Linked DNA regions of Mus musculus: region 1 is linked to region 2. Evidence: chromatin contacts called from ENCODE Hi-C or POLR2A ChIA-PET data. All regions are on one chromosome and are shown on one strand. Each heading gives the region's core, a stretch centred on a gene start or an enhancer-like site at or near the end of the contact. The rest is flanking DNA. Distances are from core to core; before and after follow the strand shown. Region 1 overlaps Gm10851 (a long non-coding RNA gene). Region 2 holds the start of Prkcq (protein kinase C, theta).

Region 1 (2,700 bases), core at 116-2,615, 350 kb before region 2:
TGCTCCCCCTACGGGGCTGCAAACCCCCTCAGCTCCTTCAGTTCCTTCTTTAACTCCTCCGTCAGGGACCCCCATACAAAGTCCAATGGTTGGCTGCAAGCATCCCCCTCTGTATTTGTCAGGCTCTGGCAGAGCCTCTCAGGAGACAGCCATATTAGGCTCCTGTCAGCAAGTACTTCCCAGCATCCACAATAGTGTCTGGGTTTGGTGTCTGTATATGGGATGGATTCCCCAGGTGGGGCAGTCTCTGGATGGCCTTTCCTTCAGTCTCTGCTCCACACTCCATATTTCCTCCTGTGAGTATTTGTTCCCCCTTTATTTATTTTTTTTAAAAAGCATTTAACTGGGGACTTGCTTACAGTTTCAGAAGTTTAACTCATTATCCTCATGGCAGGGAGCGTGGCAGTACATGGGGAGCTGGAGCAGTACCGGAGTATCCTGATCCACAAGCAGACAGACAGACAGACAGACAGACAGGCACTGGGCTTGGCATAGGCTTTTGAAACTTCGGAGTTCCCGAAGTCCAAGCTTCCTAAGACCATTTTCAGCCCTATCCCCTCCTTCTCTTCCTGTCTCCCTGGGCCTAGGTTAGGCATTTAAGGTCTGGGAGCCTGAGCTGGAATGATTGTGAGTTCAACTCCAGCCTGGGCTTCAAAGTGAGGCTTTTTTTTTTAAAGAGAAAGAAAGAAAGAAAGAGAGAGAGAGAGAGAGAGAGAGAGAGAGAGAGAGAGAGAGAGAAAGAAAGAAAGAAAGAAAGAAAGAAAGAAAGAAAGAAAGAAAGAAAGAAAGAAAGAAAATCAGTGTGGAGACAGCCAAACACAGATACTTTAAAAAGGAAATTTATAAGCTAAGATTTGGTGACATAAAGGAAGTTACAGAAAAAGTTAGCCTCAGATGTGACCAGGTTGACCTTTCTCTGAAGCTCCCGTATTTCTAGTGACCTCTGTTATCTTCATATGCTCATTCGAAACCTGAAACGTTCGTGTGGTTCATGCTGGTCTAACACATCTCAGTCAGATCCTTTTACTGACCTAGGCCTGTTTACAAGAAGAAACTGACACTTCGCTGACCGGCCCGCCAGCCAGCCCATCTCCCTTTAACTTGTTTCTTAATCCAGCCTCAGAGTTCTTAGAAATGTCATTGGTCAGTAAACAATAAACAAGTCCATTTCCCTCTGCCTCACAATGTTGGGTGCACCTGGCTGAGGACATCATACCACACAGGCAGGGGCCACCGGCATCCAGCTCAGGTTCTGCTGGATAAGCCTGGGATCCTCTCCCGGGTCCATTGGCCTAGAGCTGTCCTGGACTTGCCAGCTAAGGCCCTGGCCTTGTTGGGCTTGTTTTTTAACCTAGGATGTTGGATGCCCTGCTGACTTGGACAAGAGCAGAAGCCTGAAGCTGGATGTGGTGGCTCAGGCGTGTGATCCACACTTGGGACTCAGGCAGGAAACCTGCTGTGAGTTCAAGGTCAGTCTGCAACAAAGTGACATTCTGTCTCAGTTCGTTCCAAAATAAACAAGAAAACAACAAACAAATCAAGGATAAAAGCAAACAGCAACAAAGAAACAAATAGAAATGAGACAGGGCCTGGTGGTGTCTTCCTGCAATCCTGACGGTGGGAAGTGGAAGCAGGGGGGTTAGGAATTTGAGGATAACCTTGGCTCAGCATCTCTGTGTGCTCTGTGCACACACCAGCTGCATCTCTTTTGTTTCTAGGCATAATATAAACGAGTATCTAGAGAGGAGAGAAATACAAGCTGTTCTTTTTTTTTTTTTTTTTTTTTTGGTTTTTTTCAAGACAGGATTTCTCTGTGTAGCCCTAGCTGTCCTGGAACTCACTTTGTAGACCAGGCTGGCCTCGAACTCAGAAATCCGCCTGCCTCTGCCTCCCAAGTGCTGGGATTAAAGGCGTGCGCCACCACCGACCAGCCTACAAGCTGTTCTTTACATGGTTATAATTCCTAGAAAATAGAGGCATTTCATTCCCTAGCCGCCAACCCCCCCCCCCCTTTCTGGTTTAGGACAGTTTCTTTTTTCTCATTCTTCATTGGTTCTATGATAATTTTACACATACAATTTTGATCATATTCACCCTTCCCTACTCCTCTCAGATCCACCCATATCTCTCTTACTCATCCATCCAACTTTGTATCCTCTGTCTCTCCTCCTCCCCTTCCCCTCCCCTCTACTTCCCCTCCCCTTCCCCTCCCTTCCCCTCCTCTCCTCTCCTCCCCATCCCCTTCCCCCTCCCTCCCCCTCCTCCTCCCCTCCCTCTCCAAACACATTGAGTATAGCTGCCACTACCCATGTTCTCTTGCATACATAGCCTTCCACTGGAGCATGGTTGACCATCCAGGAGCCCTGCACTCAAAGAAAATGAACTTTCCCTCTCCCGCAGCTACCGTTTGTCCAGTAGATCTTTATCTGGGGGTTTGATTACACGCCCCCATTCTTTCTACATGCTGGGGAAGCTGGGCTTGAGCTTGTGCAGGTCTTATGCAAGCCGTCTCAACTACTGTAAAGTTGTATGTGCAATTGCCCCTGCTGTGTCCCACAGCCACTTTCCTGGTAGTCAACAGCTGCCTCTGGCTCACACAGCCTTTCTCACCCCTGTTTTGCAATTGTCCCCAACCCTTGGGAGGCGGTGAATGATGAGACATTTAGGGGTGAGCAGCCTATAGTCTCCTATTACCTGAAC
Region 2 (2,702 bases), core at 189-2,688:
ACAAGACACAGCATTTTTTTTTAAAAAAAGAGAGAGCAAGCATCCTCATTTAAGCCTGCCATTTTACACATTCTCAAAGATAAGGGGGTGGGGGGTGCGGCGGGATGAAGATGATGTTTCACAAGGTTGGGGTGTGGGTGGGGTGAGGTACTCAAGATCTTAGAAAAGGACTACTCAGGCAAGGAAACAAGCCCTGGGGAGGAAGAAGCAGTGGTGGGCATGGCTTCCAGGACAAATGCACGGAGCCATTAAGTTCTGTTTCCTTGACTCCTGAATCCCGAGACTTTTCCTTTGCTAAATGAAAGGGACAAATGAACTGAGCTGAGAAGACAAAGGCAGATCCCCCATATCTTGTCTGAGGTTCATCACACAATTCCCCAGTCTAGGTCTGTGTTCTCAAAAGGCACCTGCAGCTTAAAGGACTGGGGCTTGGGCACAAACGGTCCATTTTTCCCACTGACAGCCCAAGCTCTTTCTCCCTCCCCCCCAACCCCCACCCCTGCCCTCCGCCCTCCCATCTCCACACATACCCAGCTGTGTCACCACTGAATAATCTTTTATTAGCACCATGGCCAGCCCACATAGTAGCAGGACAGCCCAGAGGACAGGGCAGCTCTGTGACGCTCCCCTTGCAGAGAACACCAGAATCACTAAGGTTCAGCCCGCCGTTGGACCTCTCTCCCACGCCCACATGGAGTCATTAAAGTCACCCGTGGTACTTTGATAATGCCAGCTCTTAAAACTCCAGTGGAACAAAGAGGTTGCATATAACAAAATGCATCTTAACATGTGACACTCAAAGCTAGAAAATAATCTTGTTCTAAGGAAGTGAATACCTCAACTTTTAAAATCAAACAACAAACAAACACCTAAAATACAACCTAGCCCCTGAAAAACAAAACAAAACAAACAAAAACCCGAATCAAGCGCTGCAGCAAATTCCCAGAAAACTAGGTGTTCTCCATGGACAGGTCTCCTAGGACAGAAAACACTCCTTACAAGTCTATGGTTTTGTTTTTGTTTTTGTTTTGTGGAGAACACATAAAGTTGCAACTGTTTCCTTTTTCCTAGCCTGCCTTTCCTCGGGTGCTAAGGAAACGCAAAGGAAGAAGGAAGCGCCCCTCAGTCCCTGACCCCAGCTTCCACTGGTCAAGGTCGCCAGCACACAAGAAACCAACGACTGGAGGAGCCCCAAAGTTTGCTTTTTCTCGATTTTGTTCTCACCCCTGTTACTCCTGACAGTCCCCTACCCTTTCCTGGAACACTTGCAAGAGACATTCGGGTGGCCCTTCAGGCCCTGATCTTTGGCACCTCCAGTCTGCTCACTCCTCGGTGGTAACTTGGGACCCTGGGTCCTACCTGGTGTCGCGGCCGCGGTCCCAGAGCAGCGCCGCTGTTGCTCGGATGGCGGGGACTGGCGCGGGCCTGGCGACCCAAGGGTACTCCGGTGGCGGCACCGGCCAGAGGGCGCTCGCCACGCCGGCTCAGGGACGCGCGCCTGGTTGCGTTCCGCGAGCGCTCTCGGCCTTCCTCCTGCTGGCTCTGTCCCCACCCTCCATCCTCACGCCTCACTGGCCACTTGTCGCTCTGCCGCGACTGGGACCCGGAGGCTGCAGGAGGTCTGGATGAAGCAGTCACCGGGCGGGGAGCGACGCCGCAGGCAGCGCGAAGCGGGACGGACGCCAGAGCCTCAGCCGCCTGAGTGCCAGAAAGGGGGGCGCGAGAGCAGTCTCTTCTTGCTTAGCTGAAAAACCATAAATGAGCAGCCAGTGGGAAGGGCTAAGGTCGCCGGCAGAAAGAAGTGTTTTATTTAATCCATTTTGCATTACAAAGGGCTTACGAGTTGCTTTTGTTTTGGTTTGCTTTTTAATTACCTACGAGTGTGTTTGGACACAGCTCTGTAGTGGCATAGAGGCTTCTTGGTGGAGTCTTATGAATGATTTTTGATGTTTTGAACTGCTGTAAACTGTACAGCATTTCGGCAGCAACTTTTCGTCACTAGGGTGTATTTGTCTTTTTAAGAGTTTTTATGCCATGCTGCTAATGTTCATGATTGTCTCTATAACAAGGGGTGGTAGATTTTCGCGCACTTAATAAAATTACATTTTTGTTGTGCAGTACAGGAAGGCCAGATTAGTATGAGAATTTAAATAGTAACACTATTTAAATACTCCACCCTACCCCATGTTCTCCTCAGCAGGCTTCTGGTTACTGACATACATCATCTTTAAATGGCCACAGGTACGGAGAGTTTCAGCTTCTAATGTGACTCTACAGATGACACTGAGACATGGAAGTGCTTGGTGACTTGATCAACTGATACTTGGGGCTGTGTTAAGAAGCCACAAATGGCGATACTTCCCTATAATGTATATGAACCATCAAAACCAATGCACAGAGTTTTAAAGGTTACAAAAATATTTGGCCAAAATTAATCCACTTTGCCATTTGTTGATACATAAGCACTGAACTAGCCCACAAGTCAGGATCTTACAATACAGAGGCTGTGCTTCCAGCCCTGAAGTATGATGACCTCAGGACATCAAAGTCTGGCACATAGTAGGCCTCCATTATATTTTGGCTATTACATTTGGCAGAAAAGTGTGTCATGCCTGGGAACAAGGTCAAAGGGCTGGAGTGATGGTCCCCACTTCTGCCCCAGTCTGTGACTGCTAAGGATCCTCTTGTTCAAAGATGAAAGG

What was found. Hi-C counts contacts between places; a loop is a spot of excess contacts on that map. ChIA-PET counts read pairs that join two places held with the same protein, here RNA polymerase II (POLR2A).
Region 1: a loop to region 2 is called in a map of gastrocnemius, with 2.1 times the contacts of the local background. The contact joins the enhancer-like site here to the promoter of Prkcq in region 2. A Hi-C loop is called at or near these places in 1 of 37 maps with a recorded cell type or tissue (gastrocnemius). POLR2A ChIA-PET finds 5 or more read pairs at or near these places in 1 of 5 experiments (Patski).

What each region holds. Positions count from the first base shown.
Region 1 is chr2:11,524,783-11,527,482 of GRCm38, reverse strand. All of the region lies in intron 1 of Gm10851 (a long non-coding RNA gene), which reads right to left. It also overlaps a transcript of Pfkfb3 not described here. Among named protein-coding and RNA genes, the nearest start is that of Gm10851, 4.5 kb to the right of the region's middle. Within about 2 kb of position 1,365, at least 1 of the 3 ENCODE cell types and tissues checked has a DNase peak (open chromatin) inside an H3K27ac peak, as active enhancers do; it is gastrocnemius, where a contact is called at or near this core.
Region 2 is chr2:11,171,118-11,173,819 of GRCm38, reverse strand. It overlaps Prkcq (protein kinase C, theta), which reads right to left and starts at 1,438. Exons shown (of 18, transcript NM_008859.2): 1 at 1,360-1,438.